Linked DNA regions of Homo sapiens: all the other regions are linked to region 3. The links are chromatin loops, found by intact Hi-C in ENCODE. Cell type or tissue: Caco-2. All regions are shown on one strand. Links, peaks and the distances in the headings refer to the core of each region. The heading gives the core; the rest is flanking DNA. Region 1 has its middle 44 kb from the start of LINC02953. Region 2 has its middle 5.5 kb from the start of MYEOV. Region 3 has its middle 4.5 kb from the start of CCND1.

What was found. Peaks named below come from ENCODE experiments on the same cell type or tissue, not always from the same donor. Only the 100,000 strongest peaks of a DNase experiment are listed, where the experiment ranks them.
Region 1: a loop joins it to region 3, with 6 times the contacts of the local background. A loop is called at or near these places in 4 of 110 quality-filtered maps.
Region 2: it touches region 3 in a loop (8-fold over the local background); 93 of 110 quality-filtered maps call a loop at or near these places.

The regions. Positions count from the first base shown.
Region 1 is chr11:69,377,468-69,385,358 of GRCh38, reverse strand. No RefSeq gene overlaps it. Among named protein-coding and RNA genes, the nearest start is that of LINC02953, 44 kb to the left of the region's middle. In Caco-2, for the core only: no CTCF peak of the experiment used is centred there; DNase peaks (open chromatin) are centred at 2,878 and 4,218; H3K4me3 peaks cover 1,207 bases.
Region 2 is chr11:69,284,722-69,292,612 of GRCh38, reverse strand. No RefSeq gene overlaps it. Among named protein-coding and RNA genes, the nearest start is that of MYEOV, 5.5 kb to the left of the region's middle. RefSeq lists an enhancer at 3,702-5,883. In Caco-2, for the core only: no CTCF peak of the experiment used is centred there; a DNase peak (open chromatin) is centred at 4,222; H3K4me3 peaks cover 535 bases.
Region 3 is chr11:69,632,753-69,640,637 of GRCh38, reverse strand. No RefSeq gene overlaps it. Among named protein-coding and RNA genes, the nearest start is that of CCND1, 4.5 kb to the left of the region's middle. RefSeq lists enhancers at 719-1,657, 1,658-2,598 and a silencer at 2,411-2,614. In Caco-2, for the core only: no CTCF peak of the experiment used is centred there; DNase peaks (open chromatin) are centred at 1,507 and 2,327; H3K4me3 peaks cover 2,500 bases.

The DNA of each region.
Region 1 (7,891 bases), core at 1,867-4,366, 260 kb after region 3:
GGCTCAGCATAAACTGTCCCCACAGGGACTTTCAGACACCAAAGTGACTCCCTGGCCCAACAGGGACCACTGTTGAGTGGCCCAGATGAGCAGGAATCTCCCTCACGAATCCATGCAGGAGGACCAAGGGCCCCAGGACCTGTGGGCAAAGAGCCCAGGCTCCTCCAGGGTTTCTTATAGCAGGAGGAGGAGGAGGATGCCTGGTGGCCCCATTGATAACAGTTGGAGACCCCGTCTCTCCATCCCCTTCTTGCCATCTCTCAGTCACTCCTTCCCCACAGCCTGGCCCTTAGGTGGGCTGTGAGGGGGCCCTGGGCACGGGATTGAGAGCAGCCCAGGAGCAGCGGCCCCCAAGTTGTTTTTCCCAATGCAACCTTTTTCCAATTAGAATCCACAGGCCTCTAGTCACTTAGACCTCCCAGAGGGCAGGCCACCTAGGGCAGCGGAAGGCGATAGCTTTTCCTGGGTGTGCTGAAAGCTGGGGCCACCACACCAGGCTCCATCCCCTGAACAGCAACCACTGTCCTCTTTGAGGAGGCCTGCGTTTTGGCAGAGGTGCTGACAGCTCCCAGCTAGGTCAAGGGCTCTCATCTGGCCTCTCCATCTCCTCCTCCTCAACCTCAAGGTGAGACGACCGCGGATGCACAAGGTGGGACGACCGCGGCTGCGCAAGGTGGGACAACCGCGGCTGCGCAAGTTGGGACGACAGCGGATGTGCAAGGTGAGACGACCGCAGATGTGCAAGGCGGGACGAGGGACGACCACGGATGCACAAGGTGAGACGACTGCAGATGCCCAAGGTGGGGTGACCACGGATGCCAAAGGTGCCCTAGGTGGCAGAGGACAGCATACTTTGTGTTTTCTTTTTTTAACTTTTGCTTTTACTGTCATTGGATATAGGCTTCCCAGGAAAGCATGGGGCCTCAGGCAAGGGGACCCTCTGCAGCTGACAGCTGTGCGTTTGGCAGGCCAGTCTCTAGCCCCTCCAAGCCAGCAGTGAGAGGCACACAGTTTGTGATATGTGCAGCAGATCCCCGTGGTCACGGCCCACTCCCACACCTCCTTGCTGCGAAGTGGGTCCCTTAGCCTGACTTGAGGCTCTGCGGGCTCCCAGGCTGGTGGATCACACACTCAGTAAGCCAAAAGGATGGTGCCGCTGGGGGGCTGGGACAGAAAAGACAAACTCTGACCTGAAGTTTGTGTCCACTTTAGTCCAGATGAATCTCCGATCTTTCAAGAGTTGAATATAGCCAACTGGCCAAGCAGCCAGCTGGCCTCAAGGGAGGGGCTTTACAGGGGACATTCAGCAGACAGTAGCTAGGTCAGCCTTAGTAAGTGAGGGCCCATCCTTGCCATCTCGGCTACCCTCTCCAGTGATCCATGGTGCCGGCCCTGGCATGGCCAGTGAGACTGACTGATGACAGCTGGTTGGACCACCTTGCCTACCTGATTGTTCAGTGCCTGTTTGGTGGCAGATGCTTCCTGGAAGGAGCGCAAAGACCTTCCTCTTTAATTCCCACTCCTGTACGCCCATCCATCAACCTCTGCTCCAGGCCTCTTGTCCCTCATCTTTCTCCTTCCGGGCCCCTGATGAGCTGGCCAAGCCATTCACTGCTGCCTCTCAGCCCCGGTGTTTTGACCTCAGGCTGCTCCTCTTCCCACACACAGCGGAGGGCCAGGTGCATTGCCTGAAGCTCTGCCCATCAGAAGTATTTGTGTTTCTTTCAAGGTCATCACTGAGCGAAGCTGTGGTTCAGCAGCTATCCACCTCAGGTTGTGCTCACCATCCATAAGCCATGCTCCAGCTTTTTCTTCTCTGGCGTCTGGCCCTACCGAGTTTACATGTGTCCCTAGATGTGAGCTGAGGGACACTGGAGCCGCAATGGTGAATGAGGCAGGGTTCAAGGACACCTGCTCATGCCTGCTAGTCCTCCTGGTGTTCCATCTCAGGTGGCCATCCTCTCTTATGATGCAGTCTTGCCAGGCACATCCAACTTATGATGTGGTGGAGCTGATAGAACCCAGCTAACGATGGGTGGCTGTGGCCACATGCTCCCCAGTCCTAGGAGAGGGAGGGACTGTGGCAAGGATTTGGGTGGTGAATGAAGCACTGGCCCCCAGGAAGGGGAGCCCAAGACAACCTCTGGCTCTCAGAACAATGGTATCGTGTCCAGGAATGCTCAGTGCTGAGTCCTCAAAACATTCATTCATTCATTTATCTAACAGCTCCCAAAACCGACTTTGTGACAGGGTCTGAGCAGAGTCCTAGGATGCAGAGAGGAATTCAGCCTAGTCCCTGCCCATGATGAGAGACAGGCAGTGAGAGTCACAGGGGGACAGACACCTTGTGGAAAGGAAAATCCAATTCAACTCACCCACAGTTTGAGTTCCCACCCAAGACTTAAAGCCTGGAAGACTTCCTGGAGGAGGGAGTGGTCTCTGAGTCTCCTGAAACTGACAAGCAATCCCTTCCAGATGGATTATCAATGACAACCGCATCACTGAGCACTCACTGTGCTGAACCATTTCCGCCCATTTCCTGTTCAGTCCTCACAGCAACTCACGGGCGGCCTTTGGGGCGAGTGGACCTGGGCTTGAATCCCAACCCTGGCTCTGATAGCTGGATGATCTTGACAAGCTGTGTCTTCATACCCCAGCGAAGGAACGCGAAGTTCAAGGGAGATACAGCTTGTCAGGGTCATCCAGCTATCAGTGCCAGGGTTGCGATTCAAGCCCAGGTCCACTTGCCCCAAAGGCCAGGCCCTTAAACCGTGGTGCTTTCTGGTGCTGTTCACCGTGGACGCCTGGCTCTCATCTCCGAGCCTGGGGCAGGCGCACTTCCGGTCCCTCTGCTGGCGGGAGAGTCATGTGACTGGAGCTGGCCAATGAGTTGCAAGGGGAGGAGTCGCGTTATTTCCCAAGCAGAGTATCTTATTGCAAGATTTCCCCGTGCTCCCCTGCCCTCTGCATATCTGGGAGGCCCCTGCAGGTGTGTGGGGTACACGTTGTGTGTGTGAGGAATCAGCCTTTGCTGTCTGGAGCTGCCGAAATTTGGCATCCTCTGTTCCTGCAGCACGACTTCCTCTATCCTGACTGATGAACACGGCTGGAGTCAGGCCTGCTGAGCCAGTGATTCGGGCGTGGCCTGAGTATCTGCTTGCTTGAAAACAGAGCCTTGGGGCTTTGACACAGGCCACATACAACGCCTGTGCTGGGTGGTCCTTCATCCTCTTGCAATGTGACCACAAACCCTGACCCTGTGTGATTCCCAGCCACGCATCTTTGGCGTCTCCTGCCTGTCCTCCTCCGTGTCTGCTCTCCATCCTCCTGTTGTGGTCTCCTTTGCAGCGTGCTCAGGCCCCAGCACGGCAGCTCTCCTCTGAGATTCCTGGGCCGTCAGGCAGGTGGGCCTGTTTGAGGTGCCCGGCAACTAAGGCCTCGTCCTGCGGACAGTGACCTTGGCCCTCGGCAGGCAGCAAGGAGCTGCCCTGAGAACGTCTCCTGTGTGCCCTGGGCACGTGGGTCTCTGCCTCCCAGACAGGATTCTCTGGCTGCTGTGGTCACCACAAGCCCAGCGGCCTGCCCCGCCCCTCCCCATGGACTCTTCCTTTTGCGCCACTCACGGTTGTGTCTGCTCTGTGCTCCCCCCGACCCAAGCCCAGTTCTGGACTCTTTGGGGCTATAGGAACTTGGAATGAAAGTTCCATGCCTGGTCCTCCACGCTGTCTGTGTAACCACCCACAGGGGCCTGCAGCATTTGTGTACACTTCCTGGTACAAGTGAGTCTGGTGGTGGTTTTGGATGGGGATCATTTACAGCAGTCCCGAGCCAGGAATCCAAAGCCCCTTTTGCCCCCTAGGGCAGTGGCTCTCATTTGTGGCTGCTGGGGCCACTAAGTCCTGAAGTTGTTTGCGAGCTCCAGATTCCAAGATGGCAGCCAGGTGTCTGCGGCCCTGGCACCAGTTGATCCTCGCTGGGTGGCTCTCCTTGGGGTCTGAAGCTTGATGCCATCAGGCCAGAGCACACTAGTGGCCAGAACCATTGGGCATCCTGACTGGCCCTTCTGCTTCTGGCCCGACCAGCCACTGGGGTGAGCTTGGCTGTGCAAAGCCTCCCTGCTCCTCCCAGGGGGCCCCGATCCTGCTGGAGGGAGCATTCTGGTTGCCCTGGCTCTGAGAAGGTTGCTTTGAGAGCCAAGGAGGTCACGAGGCTGGGAAGTTGCCCCAGGAATGTGCCCACTGGCTGTCCAGCCTTCCTACGCCTCACTGCCAGTGAGTGGCCACTCCAGGCCGGCCCCAGGGCAGGGCAGAGACCAAACCCCATGGCCCTGTCTGCAGACCTGAGTGTGGTCTGGCTTCCCAGCTGACCGAGGTTGGTCCCCACATAGTCCCAAGTTCCAAGCAGAGCCACCCAGGGCCCCTTTGTGGGCTCTGAAAAGACAAACAAACAGCTCCAACCGGTGGAAACATCTCTGACTCTCCCAGTTCAGACAGCCTGGGCCAGGACATAGAGAGACCCCAAAGGGAGCCGCTTCAGCAGCAAACAAGCCACAGCCTGTGTGCAGGGAGCTGACCAGACGCCCTGCAGCCGCCGGGAAGCTGGCAGAGACAGATGGCGTCTGTGCTCAATGGGGCACACAGGGAGCAGAGGCCTCCGCTGGAGCCCACCCGGCCACCCGCCCGGCAGAGGCTCCTGGGCCGGCCATGCAGGCAGGGAGAGGAGCGCCAGGAGGTGGGGGATTGGCCTGCCATGAGGCCCGCTGCGTGCCCGGGCCCTCCTGGAGTCGGGTTCCTCATGGTACCAGCAGCCATGGATCGTTGTGACAGCAGAGGAAAGGCCAAGGCACCCCACACAGGCCTCCCTGGCACAGGGAAGGCGACGGGGGCCGGTTCTAGTTAGAATCTGTCCTCTCGGTCTGGACCCTTATTAGTTAAGTGCTAATATTTTATCAGTACCTGATATGAACACCTGCATGTCAGCCACTGTTCTCAGGGCTGTCCCTGCTCTATCATCTCTTGGACTCCTCAACAACCCACAATGCAACATCCGGTGATGATTCTCACTTTGGGGATAGGGAAACTGAGACCCAGGGGAGCTCCATGACAGTGCCAGAGAAATTCAATCTCTGGCCCCAGTACTCTGCCTCTGCAGTGCTCTTGCTGAGCCCCTCCAGGGATAGTGCCAGCCAAGGAGTTTCATTTTTTCTGAGTCATGTTTTAAGAGGAAGGAAAGACCAGGCGCGGTGGCTCACGCCTCTGATCCCAGCACTTTGGGAGGCCAAGGTAGCCAGATCGCCTGAGCTCAGGAGTTCGAGACCACCCTGGGCAACATTATGAAACCCCGTCTCTACTAAAATACAAAAAATTAGCCGAGCATGGTGGCATGTGCCTGTAGTCCCAGCTACTCAGGAGGCTGAGGCAGGAGAATCGCTTGAGCCCCAGAGGCAGAGGTGGCGGTGAGCCAAGATCATGCCACTGCACTTCAGCCTGGGCAGCCGAGTGAGACTCCGTCTCAAAAAATAAAAATAAAAAATTAAGTAAAAATAAGATGAAGGAAAGAGAGCTTTTCATAAAGTTAGAAGGGAACCCATTCATCAAGCACCTACTGGCTCTTGGGCAAAGATTCTCCTCCTCCTGACTCCTGCCACCTCAGCGGCTGTGGCCTCACAGTCCACACAGTCTGTACTTCCTGGGGCCCTACTGTGTGCGGGATGGGAGCCATGTGCTTTCTGAGCCTGGTCCTACTTCATCTTCTCAGCAATGCTGTCAGGCAGGACTTTGTTTTTTTTCTTTTTCTTTTTCTTTTTCTTTTTTTTTAAGACAAAGTCTGTCTTTGTCGCCCAGGCTGGAGTGCAGTGGTGTGATCTTGGCTCACTGCACCCTCTGTCTCCCAGGCTTAGGTGATCCTCCCGTCTCATCCTCCTGAGTAGCTGGAACTACTGGTTAAGTTTTGTATTTTTAGTAGAGACGGGGTTTTGCCATGTTGGCCAGGCTGGTCTCGAACTCCTGGACTTAAGGGAATCTGCCCATCTCGGCCTCCCAAAGTGCTGGGATTACAGGCGTGAGCCACTGTGCCCGGTGGAGAGGGATTTTTGTTCAGCTTTTACAGATGAGAAAAAAGAGGCTAGAAATGGTTCACCTCGTGTGTCTGACTTTAAAATGTTGAGGGAAGATGAAAAGGGAAGGGCAGGGAGGATGCTGAGTAAGGGGGTGGCTATCCGCTGTCTCCACCTCTGCGGGGAAGGAGGGTCCTTAGCCATGCCCTGTCCCACAGTGACCAGCCTCGGCAGGTGTGGCGGTACTGAGCTTTGAAACGGACAGGCGTGAAAGCCAAACCCCAGGGGCACTGTGGTCCTTGTCACACCAGGTGCTGATGATCCTAACCTGGTTCTGAGCTCCACAGGGGTGTGCACCCCGCACCCTGTGTCCAGGGCTCACCCGGTGCCTGTGTGCAGAGGGCAGGGGCCCTGTTGGGATGGAAGGACACAGAAGCCCTGTGCCACCAGCTCTTGCAGGGAGAGCATAGCCCTCGCCAGGCCAGTGGTCCTGATAGCTCGGGTGCCAGCAGATGCAGTGTGAGCTCTGGAGGGCTCAGCGGATCTTCAAGGCTTCACGACGCCCCAAATCTCAGGCCTCAGGAACGGGAGGGCTCAGAGTAGGGCAATCCCAATTCAGGCTGCGTGGGGTCCCGGCTCAGGGAGAGCAAACAGGGAGAGACAGCAGCAGCTCCAGTGTTCAAGAGAGCAGGGGCGTGACCATCCCAGCCTCCAGAACCGCCTGGCCCAGGGCTCTGCACTCAGTAGGTACCAACTAATGCGTGCCAGGGAAGGAGCTGATGAATGGGGGCTGCCTCCCTGTCCAGTCCAGGCTGTGCCTCCCCATGGGTTTCCCCGGGGCACCTCCGCGAAGCCCAGTCCGGCTTGTGGTAGAAATGGCTCTTTCGTGGACCCGTGGCTGCTCATGTCCTTCGTGTGTGTCCAGCACGGGACACCCGGCCAGCCGTGTGGGTGACAGAAGGAGGTGCCCCACCCTGAAAGGACCCCTGAGCCCAGACCTCTATGGGACCTTTTCTAGAGATCTGCCGAGCGCAGGTCTTCTCCCTGGGAGCCTGGAAGGGGAGCAGGAGCCTGTGATCGAGGGAAGCAAACCCCCTGGCATCTCCAGGGAGAAGCCCATGGGCAGGGCGTTTGGGAGGGAGGCAGCCACCGTGACATGGGACATCAGGCACCTGAGTCAGTAGCCCCAGGCAGGTCCCAGCCCTGGGAAGTCGGGGTCCACAGTGGCCCCTGCTGGGTTAGGTGTGAGGCATGGGGGCGGCTGCGCCCGTTGGGTGCTCTGTGTTACAAAGGGGCTGGACGGTAGAAGCCTTGGCCATTCTGGAGTCGCAGCCCCCGACGCTCCTGCCTGCCTGGAGTCTCCTGAGGCTGCTCGTTATATGGGAGGTCCCCAGCCCCTGCCCTGACACTTGAAGGCCATGGGAGACTGATCCCAATGTGTCTCCTTCGCCCAACTGTCTCTAGTAGGGTGAGCGACTTGTCCCGGCTCGCCCAGGACTTTCCCAGTTTCAGCACTGAAAGTCTCACATCCTGGGAACCCCCTCAGTTCCCACACATCGGAGCAGCCTCGGAACAGCCTCTGCCACCTAATCCCACAGTTTGTGCGACGCCGCCCTTGGTATCTGCTGCAGGGTGCAGGGCTCTTCACCCCTGCTCCAAGCCCCCTGCCCCCCACAGCATTGGCGTTTGAGTTCTCTCTGTTTTTAAATCAAGTAGATTTTTTCCCAGAGAGGTCCATTTTCAGCTCCGACTGACTCTAGATGAGAAGCTGCATGCCATGCCAAACAGAGCTGGGCACGTCGCCCCCTGGGGTGGCCATGTGCGTTCACGGGTGGG
Region 2 (7,891 bases), core at 3,075-5,574, 350 kb after region 3:
GGGAGGTCTCCCCAGTGCCCTACTGGGACCTCCAGAGACCCTATGCGAGCCTCCCCCAACCCAACCACCAGCCCATCAGCGCCACCTACCGGCTGCTCAGGGCAGGCACTCAGCAACTTGCTGAGGGCAGATCCTGATGTGTCCCCGTTTTACAGATGAGGAAACTGAGGCCAGGAGACAAGATGACGCCTGTTTGAGGTTACGTAGAGGTGGAGGTGGCATAAGACCTCAGTTCTTCCTGGCAGATCCTCTCCAAAGAGCCCCGTCTGAGAGCAGATGGAAGGAGGTGGTGTCAGGAGATACCTTATCTTACTTTTGTCTGCTGTCAGCATTCCAACAACCCTAGATTATTTTGGCACCCCGCAGTGTCACTCAGTCTCACCATAGCCTCACTCTAATTATCAAAGCTCATCTTTTGGGCTGATATCTGCTTCTGGGACTCCCAGTAGCCCACCTGGGTCCTGCTGGGGAGGACTGTAGAAATCTGACTGCCCCAGGTTGATTTTCTCCCTCTGTCTTCAACATTCAGATTGCCAGCCCACCTGTTAAATCATGATGAGTTGGTGATGGTGATGGTGATGGTGATGATAGTGATGATGGTGATAATGATGGCGTTGATGATGGTGATGATAATGGTGATGATGGTGGTGATGGTGATGGTGATGATGGTAAGGATGATAATGGTGATGATGATGGTGGTGATGATGGTGATGACGGTGATGGTGATGATGGTGGTGATAATGATGGTGATGACGGTGATGGTGATGAAAGTGGTGATGATGGTGGTGATGATGGTGAGGATGATAATGGTGATGATGGTGGTGGTGGTGATAGTGATGATGATGATGGTGAACATGGTGAGGATGATAATGGTGATGATGGTGGTGGTGATGATGGTGATGATGGTGGTTATGATGATGGTGATCATGATGGTGAAGATGATAATGATGATGATGGTGGTGGTAATGATGGTGATGATGGTGGTCTGATGATAATGTTGGTGATGATGGTGATGATGGTGGTGATGATGATGGTGATGGTGATGATGGTGGTGATAATGATGGTGATGGTGATGGTGATGATGGTGATGATGGTAATGATGATGATGGTGATGATGGTAATGGTGATGACGGTAATGATGATGATGCTGGTGATGATGATGATGATGGTGGTGATGATGATAATGGTGAGGATAACTTGTACTGAACATGCACCACATGTCAGTAGTTTTCCCACACTATTTCATTTAATCCTCATGACAACTTTATGGCTAGGACTACTGTTATCCCCATTTTACAGAGGAGGAAACTAAAGTGTACAGTGGCTCAGTCACATAGCAAGTTAGCAGTGGAACCTAGGGGCACCCAGGCAGTTGCACCAAGACCTGCTCCTAACATTACCCTATACTGCTTTTGGCTCAGCCTACAGAGCTGTCTTTGTGACCCCTTCTCTGACACTCCTCCTCTGAGCCAAAGGGCAGCTCCTCCCATCATCCATATCAGTCTGACTGCTCTTTCGCAGTAAGACACAATGAGGAAGCCAAAGACTCTAAAGGGAGGGGCACAGGGATGCCAGTTTCCCTCAGAGCACTGCCAAGGAGGGACCACAGCTCCAATGGCGTGGGCATATGATGTTCCACCTGCCACAACTCCATGCCCAACTCTCCTGCTCTGAGGGATCAGGCTTGGCCCTGACCCTTCTGCCTGTGAGCAACTGGTGAGCAGCCAGCCCAGGTTGCAGCCACCAGCATGTGGGCACTGGTCAGCACAAGGCATGTCTCCTGTCCAGTACTCAGGGCCTCGCTGGCCACAGTTGGACTCTGAAAGATTCCTGATGTGGACTCAGATGTGTTTGAGCCTAAAAACATGCTTTTCATTGGTCCCACCCTACTTCAAACAAAACAGAAGCCTGGGTTGTTCTAAAAAACCATGCACAGCTGCATCATCTATTGCCCAGGCCCCAAGGGTCAGGTTCTACCAAAATTTCTACCTGCATGATCCCATTTAACCTTCCAGCTGCCCTGCCAGTGGCCCTCACTCCATTTTACAGATGAGTAAACTGAGGCCCAGAACAGTCATGCTGCCTCTTCAAGGCCATAAGCCGTTGGAGATCAGAGCCAGGATTCTGAACCAAGGCTATGTGAAGCCAGTGGCCCTCTCCATGCCCCACCCCAGCCCAATATGGTGCGATCTTCTTGGGAAAAGTAAGAACTGATGCTGAATTAATTTTTAAAATTGTGGGAGGCAGAATTCTATGATGGTCCCCAGACCCACACCTCTGGTATACATGCCCTACATAGTCCCTGCCCCTGTGAATATGATGAACACTCTATGATAGGATTGTGTTTGATGGCACTGTTGACTTGTTCATTTTGAGAAAGGGACACTAACCTAATGGGCCTGACCTCATCACATGAGCCTTTTACAAGTAGGGTGTTTTCTCCATCTGGTCCTCAAAGTGGAAGTCGGGAATTGGACGATGAGAACCACTGCTGATTTGGAAAATGAAGGGGACCACATGGCAAGGAATGTGGGCAGCCAAGGGAGCTGAGAGTGGCCCCAGCCAACAGTCAGCAGGAAACAGGGACGTCAATCCTACAGCTGCACCTGCAAGCAACTGCATTCGGCCAACAACCCGGATAAGCGTGGATGCAGACTCCTCCCCAGATCCCCCAGAAGGAGCCCAGTCTGCCTGACACCCTGATTTTCACCACGTGAGACCACGAGCAGAAGACCCACAAAGCAGTGCCTGGATGTCTGACCTGCAGCACTTTGAACTTGCAACTGGGGTTGTGGTAAGCTATTGAGTTGGTGGCGATTTGTTATGCCGATAGATAACTAATACGGGTATGCCTGCAGGTGGTCTCCGGGGGATCTTTGAAGGTCATGGCCAGTGGGGCCTTTCCTCAGGAGGTTCCTGAGGCTTGGGTTCCTCCTGGGATGGGGGCAGGGGAGCCGGTTGCCTCTCCACCCAGACCTGCTTGGGTGCTGCAGAATTAGCAGGTGCCACAGTGAGAGCATGAGCTGTGGAGAGCAAGAGGGAGGCCTTGGTTCAAATCACTGCCTTGCACCACCTCTCTGGGCCTCCCGTTCCCCAACAGTAAAGCAAGATGGATGCCAGCAAGTTGTGAGTGAGAGAGTGAACTAAGTGATTCATTAAAAAGTGCGTAGCTCAGTGCCTGGCACAGAGTACGTGTTTAAGAAGCCCTGGGTGGTGATCAGATGCTGATCTCGACATTGTGTTATGATTATCACACACATGACAGAGGGTGTCCAGGCCAAGCCCTATAGCACTGAAATAGGTACCTGCCTCTCTGCCTTGCTGGCTGGCACCCCAAGTAGGAATTTCTCCCGCAAGGAGCAACACAGAAGGCTGGCTGGAGGCCCCTGCTGCTCCTGGGGCAGAGAGGGACCCTGTCCATTCACACTGGTAGAGCCACCTACCAAGGTCCTCCAGAGCCTTGCAGAGGGGTTGAAGAAGGCATTCCTTCAACAATTGTAAAAGGTGCATTTTAGAAACCAAGAGGGTCTTGCTTCTGTGAGTCGGGACTGAGGGTGAACTGGACACCTGGCCCTGTGCCAGCACTGTCAGAAACAAAAAGGAACCAAATCCCTGTTTCCATGCATTCTGGGAGAGAGACTCAGAGACAATGGCTGGCAGGGGATGGGCACAAAGGTGAAACTCAGTCGTTCTGTGATGGGCCCCAGGAATGGAGCAAAGGAGAGAGATTCTTTGCATACAGGTGGTTTACAACACAGTAAACATCTCAATGCAAAGCATGGGGCTTTCTCAGTGCAAAGCATGGGGCTGTCCGAGACGATGCCGGAGCTCGGAGGAGCTGGGCCAGGGAGGGCGGGGGGCTTTGCTGTCAGTGCTGCAGAGCTAGCAGAAGCTTTCCAGGCTGCGCAGGCAAGAGGAAGCAGCCCAGGCAGAGGCAACAGGTGGATGCAGAGGCCGGAGCAGACACGGCAAGTCAGGGAGCTTCGGCTGCTCAGCATGAGTCATGCCCACCTCCCTGGGTCAGAAGCCCCTGGACCTTGCTTCCGGACAAGATTCGTGTCCCAACTTTGGTCCCTTCCAAGACTTACTCAGACGATGGCTTAACTGAAGTGCACTATAGACAGTGAGCCGGCAGCTACATGGGGCCCAAGGGAGAGGCTGGAGGCTGGGAGCGGCACCATAAAGCTAGAGGGTGTGGTTCACAGGTCTGGGTTTAGCTTTCACAGGTGTCTGAGGCCATCGGGTGACCCGGGCAATGGGTGGGGATAGTGTGGGTTCTTATCTCAGGACATGTCACAAGCTACTCCAGGCCCTTGAGATAAGAAAGTTCAATGGCTTTGTCCAGTTGCTTTCATAATTTTTCCTCAAACACCACTTCAGTTTCAATTTTAGAGCAGCACCTGCTCAGGCCCGGCACACAGGCTATGTATTGGTTGTGCCATGCTGTTCTCGTGGCAGACATAACTAATTGATTGCAGAATCCTCACTTTAATGCTCAGGCAACTGATGGATTCAGGGTGTTTGGGGTCTGAATCACTCTTCTGAATTAGATGAACACCTCACCTTATCATGAAGCCTACGTGAAGCCCACCGGAGTCCAACCCTCCTTTCTGCTCTCTGGCTACTTTTGGCCAAGAGAGTTGGAAAATTGTGGTAACTAGCACAAAGGGAGGATGAGACAGCTGTCATCCTCTCTCTGTCTTTGTCTATCACACACACATAGAAATGGAGGCAGAGCAAGGTTAGGTGCATGATTTATCATCTGAAGCACAGTGACGTACATGGTGCACATGGTGGTAGTTACTACAGTTTTCCAGCTATCTCAGCCAAGAGGGCAGAGAGGAGGGTCAGACCCTGGTGGGCTGACCAGGTGGGTGCCAGTACCTGGCACACAAAAGTCGCTCCACCGATGTCGGAGGAACATCTATGTGACCCAGCCACCTCTTGACCAATCCTCCCCGGTACCATCTCTCAGCCAGTTCACATCGCAGCAACGTTTTTGGCCCCTCTGGTTTTCATCTCTTTTCCCAGGAAGTCGGGGGAGGGTGGTGGCGTGGGGCATTGTTCATTAAACGGTTGAAGAGCTAGGGCCTGGAGAAGTTTTCCTGGGGTCTTTAAATGACTGCTGAGATGGATTTCTAGATAAATGCAGAGTGAGCATTTGGAGGTGGGGGACTAGGCTCTCCCAGGGCTTTCAGCTCCCTCCCCCCACCCTCGCCTCCACTCCTTCCTCTGGGAATTAATTGGTATCAAGAGAGAACTTTCGGAAATGGCCATGTTTAAAAGGCCCCTGCTTAATGTTCCCTTTAATTAGAATGGGTTTCACTTGACACCGTTTTTGCTGACCCACAGGGGAGGGCGGCCCTGCCCGGTGACTGCGCGGCGACCCAGGCATTCCCGCGTCTCGGTTATGCCCTGTTTGTGAGCTCACTCAGCAGAGTTCAAAAGAATGGCTTTTTCTGCAGCAGAACAACTGCCAGGGTCCAGAGAGTCACTCCCCTCAGTTCAGGCACCTCTGTGGGAACCTGGGCCCGGGACATTCCTCTGGAAGGAAGAATGTGCACGCGGGCATCGGGGAGGGGGCCTGCTGAGGGCAGTCTCTCAGCAGGCTCAGCAGGCGGGGCATGAGCCCCAGGAGGGCCAGTCTCGAGAAGGGCCCCGGAGCTGGAGGCGCAAGCAGGGTGGGCACGGGGCTCGCCCCCAGGGCTCCACCAGCCAGGCCAGGAGGTTGTCCCCTGAGAGGGTGATGCTAGCAAAGTGGGCCATGGTGGCAAAGGCCAAGAGCTGGGGAAGCCCAGGGGGGCACCTGATGCCACCCAGGCAGGGCCAGCAAACTCCCCAGGGAAAGGTCTCTCTAGAGCAGGACGTTGAGTGAGCCTGGATGAGCTCGGCTGTGCTCAGGCAACAGACAGGCCCGCAGATCTCAGAACCTTCACGCTGCAAAGGCCCATCCCCACTCTCGTCACGCTGTCACAGAGGCCATCCTTGATGGGTGTCCCCTCAGCATTGGCTCGAGGATCTGGGCCGCCTCCAGCCGTGGGAAGGAATGCAGAGCACTCACATTTGGTTCCAGCCGCCGCAGGCTGGGCGCGATGTACAGGCATCGAGTTCCATGGTCTCGAGGAGACTGGGAAGTGGGGCCTTGAATCCTCTGAACCCCGGAAGAGGCGACGGTGTGGGAAGCACAGAGCTCTGTCACTGGCCCATTTCTGAAGGGCTGGAGAAGCAGAGGGAGCTGCGTGTGCAGAGGCCTGGAAGCGGGAGAGGTTTGGGGAAGCACAGGTGTTCAGGATCCCTGGACTATGAGGGGCGAGGGATGGAGGGATGCAAAGAGGTGAGGTTGGAGAATGGGGTGGGGGGAGCCAAGAAGTTTCTGGAAGGCTATGGCGAGCAGCAATGACTTCATCAGGAGGGCTGTGGGAGCCACTGAGTGTTTTCGGCTGAGAGTGACATGGTCAGATTTGACAGGAATGGGCCTATAGGAACAGCCCTGCAGACCCCCAGCAAGACCCCCTGTGAGCTGGGGAGGCCCCATCCACTGTCCCCTGAAGCTCTGGCTCAGGCTGAGGGGCAGCTGCAGGGTCGTCTCGCTCCCAGAATAAACGTTGTTGCCCCAGGCGTCTGACGGAGCGGTCAGTCAGGAGCACGGAGGACTCCTGCTAGGCCAGACTGAGGCAGGGCCTCAGGGCAGGGACAGGTGGGGGTGAATGTGTGTCCATGATTGCAGAGGCCCACAAAGAGCTCCTCCAGGCTCACTGCAGAGCCTCGTGGGGAAACCAGAAGAGAAAAGATGGCAGCCCTGGCCCCAACCCTGACACAGGCCTTCCGTCATCCCGGTCCAGCGGTGAACACCGCGGCCACTTCCTCAGGTCCAGGGTGGACACGGGCATCTGTGGAGACTGCTGAGGCAGTGACTGGACTCCAGCTGGAGAAACTTTGTTCCCTGCAGCCCAGGGTCATCATTCTTAGCCATTCACTCATTCACTCATTCACCCAACAAGCGTCCATTCAGCACCACCATGGGAGCCACCGCTGACCCCAAAGGACACAGTCCCTGCCCTCGTGGAGCTTATTCTAGTGGGAGAGGCAGACTCTGAACAGGTGGGGAAGCAAATCAACAATGACAAAGTGTGTCAGTGAGGGGAACGGCCAGCGAGGGGCAGGAACAGAGCCCCTCATCTGCCCGGGAAAAGCAGTGCAGAGGCTCTCTGGGGAAACCCTGAGATTGAGAAGGAGCCCACAGTGTGGGATGGAGGCAAAGCCACTCCCAGCAGGACGAACAGCACATACAAAGGCCCTGGGGCCAGCAGGACCTGAGTCATTGGAGGCACTAGGAGGGATGCAGCGAGGCTGGTGCATGACAGCCAGGGCAGGTGTGTCCAGAGAGGCCCCGTGGCGGCTCGATTTCAAGACTTCAAAAGGCATCGTGTACAGAATGGGCGACAACAGGTGAGGATGGAGGCAGGGAAACACCCAGGCCTCCAGGGCAATCTCACTAGGCTCAGCATGAGCCGTGCCCACCTCCTTGAGGAAGAAGCCCCTGAGCCTTGCGCCAGACAGGATTCGTGTCCCAGCACTCGTCCCTCCCAAGACTCACTCAGGTGGTGGCCTAACTAAAATGCCATCATCTGAGTAAGTCAGGTGGAAGGATTTGAGAGACCCCTCAGAGGGAAGATCCACCCCTGGTCTTGGGTGATGAACTGGGTCCATGTGTGTGGGTGCAGGAGAGGAGGGTGGGGAGGTCCTGGACTGAGCACCTGGGTAGACAATGGCCATTTGCTGAGGGGGGAAGCAAAGACAGGAATGAGGGGCAGTGAAGCTGAAACCAAGAGCCCAAGGGGGGAATGCCAGGTGCGTGGTGCCCACGAGCCACCCACGTGAGGATGCAGGT
Region 3 (7,885 bases), core at 322-2,821:
ATCTCAGCGACTGCATCTTCTTTCATTTTCATTAACACGTGTAAATTGCAAGAACTAATTTAGCATGCAAGGACGGGGAGGACCGGGCACACAACCCCTGTGCAAGTTTCATTCCGGCGCACAGGGGCGTCGTTGCAAATGCCCAAGGGGGTAACCCTAAAAGTTAAAGGGATTTCAGCTTAGCATGCGCTCGCTCAAAAAATAAAATAAAATAAATGCCCGAAAATTCCAGCAGCAGCCCAAGATGGTGGCCAGCATTTCCTTCATCTTGTCCTTCTAGCCTGGAGACTCTTCGGGCTGCCTTCCTACCTTGACCAGTCGGTCCTTGCGGGGGTCCCCAACTGCACCCCCTCCCTTCCCGTGCCGGCAATTTAACCGGGAGAAACACACCTCTGAATGGAAAGCTGAGAAACAGTGATCTCCATTCTGACTCATTTTTTTTAATTAAAAAAGAAATTAAATTGCTGGAAATATTAGTCCCCTCTGCCTGGGACAAGACCACCGAAGGTTCCTAATTGGTTTTGTTGGGGGTGTAGACGTCCCTTCACCTTTAGAATTTGCCCTGGGACTGAATTCGTGAGCGTGAGGGGGCTGGCAGGAGCCGGCATAATTCAGAACAATTATCAATTAAACAAACGAGTGTACTGATCTGATTTTTAGCAAAATCGATAGGTGTTCGTGGTTACATGAGAGGGTCCCCAATATTATCGCAAACTTAAGCAGATGTAAATTAAAATACACAGTTTTTAAAATTACAGGTTCTGTCTCTTTGGTGCATTAAAAAATAAAAGGACATTTTACTGTCTTAACTTTTGTTTTTATTTTTACAGTACCTGCCCCAAATTAAGAAAACTGTTCATTTACTTCCTTTTGAATATAGTTCAGTGTCATCAAACCACCGTACCCTCTTAACAGTAAAAGCTCAAAGAAAACTGATAGAAAAAGCCCTCTCCCCTTCGCCAGGGTGCTCACAGCAAGATGCGACCCCCCCCACCCCCACCTTTCAGGGTGAATTCCTCCCGCGCCCCCTCCCCCGCCGGGAATTAGGATTACTAATATTCCGGGTCCTGGGGGGGTAATTACCCCCGGATTCCGCATGGGGAGCGATGGGTTGCCCCAGCAGGGAGCACCTACGGTCGTGCCCCCCCCCACTCCCCGAGCACCCACAATCGCGTTGGCCCCCGCATAGCCAAGCCTCAGAGCATCAGCCCGCGCACAAGGGCGGCCCAGCTGCTTTTTCATTCATAAAATCCCGACCCGGCGGCCGCCTGGATGATTTATGGGGCCCGGAGCTATCACCCGGCCTCTCCCATCCCGTGGGGCGAGGGGCCCCGAGCCCCGCGTGCGCCCTGGCCCAGCCCGAGGCGCGAAGCGGGCCGAAGTCGGCTAGGGGCAGCAGGGCATAAAGAGGCTCGCCCACTCCGGCACAACCGGCTCTGGGTCCAGGAGGGAGCTTCACCCCCCCATCCCGGGCGCAAGACAGAGGAAACTGGAATTAGCATGAGCCAATGGGGGCGCGGCGCTGTTACTAGGCGGACCGGGCAGATCTCGACTAGGAACTTCGTTGATTTCCCGGCTCAGGGACGAGCGCAAAATTGCAAGCCCGGTTAGCGAGCGTAAAGAGCCGTCCAGGAACCCGCGGGGGAGGCGCTGGAATTTGGGGCCCGGCGCTGGAATTTGGGGCCCGGCGGGGAGCGCCAGCTGCCCAGCCCCCACCTGGGGGAACCCTGCTTGGCGGCCCCCGGGTCCCCCGAGGGGGCCAATACCTCTGGGCTTTTGAGGGTCATTGCTTCAAGAAGCGCAGAGAAAGCATTTTGATTTTATTTTTTCCAAAGAGAAAAGCAACTTTAAAAAACTTTTCGGTTGCAGTTTTACTTTACACTGTCTTCTTAAAACCCACCACGAAGCAGGAACTGCGGATTCTGGGCTCATTTAAAGTGCTCTGTTCTTATTTCTTGGTGACCATTTGGAGACAAAGGGCAAGTGGCCCAGTCGGGAGGGTAACCACGTTGTTTGAAAGAAAATCCAAAATTAACTGAAATCACCTTCACGCTTTCCTCGCCCCCTGGCCCCCGCCCCGGTGACCGCGGCCTGGGCGGATGGTCGGTCAGGAGAAAGCGAATTCCGCTGCAGGCGCGTGTTCGCCACCGTCCCTGGCTGTGGGAACCTTCATTCAGGCGGGGGAAGGGAGCGCGTTCATTCAGGAACCGGCGCGCCGCGACGCAGACCCCGGGACTCAGCGCGGCTGCGCGCCGCGGGGCTCGGGGCTTGGGTTGGGGGCGGGTGGTGCAGGGACCAGTCCCGACCTTTCGCCAGCGACCTCCCGCACCCGCTTTTCCACCAGGGCGGCTGGCGGGCGGGCGCACCCAGGTGGGGTCACCTGCAGCCGCATACCTGGCGGCGACTTGAAAGGACTTGGCTCAGGCTCCGCGAGTTTTCCATTGTTAAGCCCTTAAGTCGCCCGGGAAAACGCTTCCGAAAGCCGGCCCCTGGGCTCCGAAGGCGCTCGAGCTCCCCTTCCCCCCACACTGCTTGCTTTTGGGGTGCGCGTGGCGGCCCACGTGCTATGGCAGCTCTGCTTCGCTTACGTAGCGCCGATCCCAGGCGCCCCAAAACTGCGAGGTGGGCCGGGGCGAACTCCGGCCCCAGTGCCCACCCGAGACAGCCACACGCTCGGCACATGGACAGCCGCACCGCCCCCCCCATCGCCCCAACCGCAGACGTGCGTTTCCGCTCCAGATCAATTAGTTTCAGCCACACACAGACCACCCTGCCACCGCCCCTCCCGTGCCCCAGTCGTCTGTCCGGCGGGCTGCGGGGAAACGAGACCCCTCCCCTAGCTCCGAGGGCTGCCGGCAAGGTGTGCGCTGGAGTTAAAACGCAAACCCAACAGGTAGGGGGGCGGCCCTGGCTCCAACGACGCATCTGGGATCCCGAGGCTGAAGGCGCAACTCTTGAGGGTTAAAGGCGATTCTAATTCCTCGACTCCCGCCCCTCAAAACGCATCGGCTGGTACCCTGAGCAATATGAACCCCCAAATCCACCAGAGATTCCCTGGCCTTCCGGCCCCAGCCCCTCTCAGACCAAGTGGTGGGGAGTAGGCGCCCAGATCGAGAAGAAAACCACTTCCGACCACAGGAGAGAAAGCTGGCTGGGGGTGACCTCGGAGGTCACGTTCGGCCCTCTCCCCCGCAGTCAGGCCTGGCCGCGGCCCACCCGAGGCTGAGCAGACCCCCGCGTCGGACGGAGACGCAGGGCTTCGCTGCGGGACTCGCGGGGCCTAGGAAACCTGCGGCGGCGGCTCGCGGGAGCCGGTTTTCCGGCGGAGGATCCGCGCTGAGGCCCTCGTGGGCTCCCACGGCATGCCCCACTCCGGAACTTGCCGCGCCCTCCCCCGCCCTTTCCGGAAGACTGCGGGGAGGACCCCGCATCCCCGCGCCTCTCCAGCTCGCTCCTCAATGCCCTTGGAACGCTTGAAAGCGCTTCCATCCCTCGCTTTGGCACTTGGGGGTGGGTGGAGGGACAGCGGGGTCGTTATTACGGGGCGCCTTAGAGTTCTGGTTATCCGGACACTCAACAAGCAGGGGAGGGGAGGGAAAGGGAGTTTTTTTCCAGGTGCGGGGAAACGGGTTGCGTACCTAATGCCCCGCGCCCTTCCCCTGGGGTCCCTGGAGCCCGTGCCTTAAGGGCTGGGGGCAGGACTCGGATTCGGACCCCTTAGGGAATTCTGGGTCCTCAGGGTCTGAGGGACTGATGGGCCGCGCTCGGTCCCCAAGCCCCTTCTGTGTGTTCACGCGGGGCACGACTTGCCCAGCGAGTTCTGGGCGGCAGGGCCAGGGCCGGGGTGCGGCTGGGAGAGGTGAGGGGAGGAGGCGAGAGCGCGCGCCGCCGGACCCTGGGCCGTGGCTCGGGAACCGCGCGAGGCCGCGCCGCGCATTCCGCGCATTCCCGCCGGGCCTCGGTTCCACCGCCACGTGGTTGCCCTGCGTCCGCGTTTACCGTAAGGCTTAGAAAAAGCGCGCATTACGGTTCCGGAGCGCATGCGGACCTCCCAGGACGCTTAACTCGAGCACCAGTCCAGCTGTGGTGCCGAACATACTCCTTCCCTGCGGGTAGATAGGGGCTGCTTTTTTACGTAATAAGGCGGGTTGTACTGCTGGAGCGATAGCATGTTCATCTGTAAAGACGGGCAGGAAGGAGTGTGCTCGGCCCTACTGGAATCCGTAATAAGGCGACTGTCCGGCTGAAGAAAGTGACAGAACCGGGCCGTGACCATTCCACCTTCTCAGCGGTGGTAAAGCACCAAATAGCAGCTGCAGCCTTCCGATGGCGTCCAGTGCACTGTGGCTGGAAAGCTCGGAGCAAGAAGGTGCTTAACAAATAGGAAAACGTCCAGAAACTGCCTATAGCTACATTTTATTTTTTTTTTCTTGAGGGTCACTTTAAGATAAAGAATCTAGTGCATCCCTGGACCCTGAGGCCGACCTTAACCAACAGGATGCCTGCCTGGGCTCATGAGGTTCAGGGCATGATTGGGGCCCCCTGAGACACAGGCTAGGTTGTGTTGCCTCCCCAGGCTTGGATAAGTCAGAGGAATCCTTAGGCCCCTCCTGGACCATCTCGCTGAATCCTGACTTAGAGAGCTGTCTCTGCTATCCTATGGGAGAGAGACAGGTTATGTGCCCTAGGGTGGAGGGGGCTGCATTGGTCCCCATGCTTCTAGACACACTTCTAGCCCTGAGCAGCACCAGTTCACCCAGTCTAAGGGAAGCATGGCCATTTGCTTTGAGGTCCATCTCCTGTAGGGTTTGGAGAAAAAGCCTTCACTCACCACCCATCCTCATCTTCTCACTTCTATGAGGTGTTTCCTCCAGCCAACTTATAGTTTCACACACTTAATCTCAGGGAAATGCGTTTAATGGTAAGGAAACCGAGGCACAGAGAAACCAGGTGCCTTGTTCAGGTTCACAACATTGGCAACGGTGATGGTCTGTAGCCATTTCATGGACACTGTCAGAATAAATCCAGCTTGCTTAGAAGCTGGTAAAGATAAAAATCTACTTTTTCAAGAATTCATGCAAAGCCAAACCACTTTTTTTTCCCTCAAAATTTCAGGCAGGTGGCAGCCACATTTATGAAACTGAACAAGAATGTCACATACAGACCTACATCTGCCACTAGTTGTGTGGCCTTGGACAAATCTCTGTCCCCATCTGTAAAACGGGCTGTGATCGTTTTCTTCGCAAGGCCACGGTGAGGAGTAATTAAGGTAATATGTAGAAAGCATTTAGCACAGGGCCTGGTGAGTGTCAAGGCCTGCTCGATTTATTCATTCATGTATTTGTTCTTATGCAGGATGAAGGCCATGTGCCACACGCAGTATGTGGAATTAATTACACATTTCAGTTTATATGCAGAAAGAGGATTTTACAAATGACTTTATAATCTGTCAGCTTGCTTCTCTATGCTGACTTCTCCTGAGCTGTTTGTGGACATGAGATTTAAATCACGGAACAAACTTTTACATGAAAAAAAAAAAATAACCCCATGAATCCTTCCTTCTTTCTTCTCCCCTAACTCTTCTTTCTCTTACTCTGCAAAAGGAGTAGAAATGTTGATTTTAAAAAGAAGCACTTTAATTAAGGGCACAAGTGTCAATGCCAGGATGAGAGGCAGAGCCATAGGGAGGGTTTCTGCTGGCCCCAGAGGGTCGGTAGCCCAGGGCTCTGCCCTGTCTCTGGATGGACTGGCCAGGTTCCTGGCACCCATTGTGTAATAGGAGCCATTCTGCTCAAGCGGGAGGGGGCAGTCACAAGGGACGCTGGCCAAAGGTGTGGGTCAGTGAGTGTCACTGCTGGAAACAAAAAGACACGACTGTCAAGAAGCTGCCAAGGCCATGTGAGCTCAGGGCCTCGACACGGCCTGCCAGGCCAGCCTCTGCTCTTAGTATCTTGCTATAGGGAAGGGAGAGGGGGCTCCTGGGACCGCCAGCCTGGAAAGCATTCCTTGGGCCCCCAGGCTCTGAGCATTGGTTCTCTGCTGGCCCTCCGGGCTGCGGGTTGGTATACTTCCAGGCAAAGGCAAAGGAAGCCTGAGGCCTTCCCTTAGCTGCCTTGTCCTGGGCACATATATCGTTTACTCCCTCCCTTTTGAGTTATTGAAAAAAAAATCTCTGGAATCCCTTTTGTAGCATCCCAAGAGGGGAATTATAGCTGCAAGAAGGGAGCCACTGAAGGTTATTGAGGGCCAGGGGCGTGGGGCCGGAGCAGCTTGCTGGGAAGGTGAACCTGGGCTTCTCCAAAGGGAGACAGATCCTGGAGCTCCCTTGCCCCCCCAGGCCTCTGCCTTTTAGTTGTCATCTGATGAAGCCAAGCTTGGAATCCACCCACCCATGAATTCCCATGCGAGCTCCAAGGTGCTAGACAGAGGCTGTTTGGAAAGAAGAGATGAGAGATAACGACAGTAACTGGGGAGATGCAATGTAGGGGAGTCACGGGAGGAGGCAGCGAGTCACACTTCCAGGAGTAAGGGGTGGGCAGGGGAGAAACAGGGAGGAGATGGGAAAGTTAGGAGCCTCCACAGGGAAGCAGCCCTTCTCCCTAGACCCTGGCTGCTCCCTAGACCCCGGCTATTCTCTGGGCAAAGATACTGGTGAGCCCTGCTGGCGGTGATGGCGTGGCCCCCCGAGACGCTTACTGTGCTCTCCACCTGCCCTGCATCTTCACAGAGGGCATCTAATTCAATCTTCATGGCAGCTCCAAGGAGAGGCCCTTTATCCCCATTTTACAGATGAGGAAACCGAAGCCCAACACATCATTCAGCTGTGGTAGAGCTGAGATGCCTTCTCACTCTGACTCCAGAATGCAAGGAGAAAAACGGTAAACTCCAAAGCACCTAGAAATGGTAGGGTTCACCTTTTTATTTTTTTGAAACCACTTTATTGAAAAATAACTTACATACCGTAAAGTTCACTCGTTTAGAGTATATAGTTCGATGGATTTTGTTATGTTGGACAGCCACCATCACCATCTGAGAACATTTTCATCATCCGCCAAAGAAACCCTGTACCCATTTGTAGTTATTCACCCTTTTCTTCCCCCTTTTCCCCAGCCCCTGGCAACCACTAATCTTTCTCTGTGGATCTGCCTTTTCTGGACATTTCCAACAGATGGAATCATATGCTATGCAGCCTCTTGCATCTGGCTTTTTCCACTTAGCATCACGTTTTCAAGGCCCACATGTGGCATGTGTCCATGGTTCATTCCTCTTTATGGTTGAATACTATCAATCGTATTGATAGACCACATTTTGCTTATCCATTCATCAGTCAATGGGCCTTAGGATGGTTTCTACCTTTGGTTACTGTGGACAATGCTGCCGATGAACACAGAGGTACAAGTTTATGTGTGGATGCTGTTTTCATTTCTCTTTCACAAGGCTTATCATTTTTTTCCCCCTAGATACAGGGTCTTGCTCTGTTGCCCATGCTGGAGTGCAGTGGCACGATCATACCTTACTGTAGCCTTGACCTCCTGGTCTCAAGCAATCCTCCTGCCTTCGCCTCCCAAGTAGCTGGGACTATAGGCACTTGTCACGTCACCCAGCTAATTTTTTAATTTTTGTAAACATGGGGTCTCACTATGTTGCCCAGGCTGGTCTCAAACTCCTGGGCTCAAGTAATCCTCTGGCCTTGGCCTCCCAAAGTGCTGGGATTATAGGCATGAGCCACCACACCTGGCCTTAATTCTTCTTCTTATTATTATTAACCTATTTCCCCTTTGAGGAATAAAGTTTCTGTACTTTAAAAAAATAGAATTTTCCCACTTTTTGTCTATTATGAATAACACTGCTAAGATTTTATGTAAAATTTATTTTTGAAATAAAC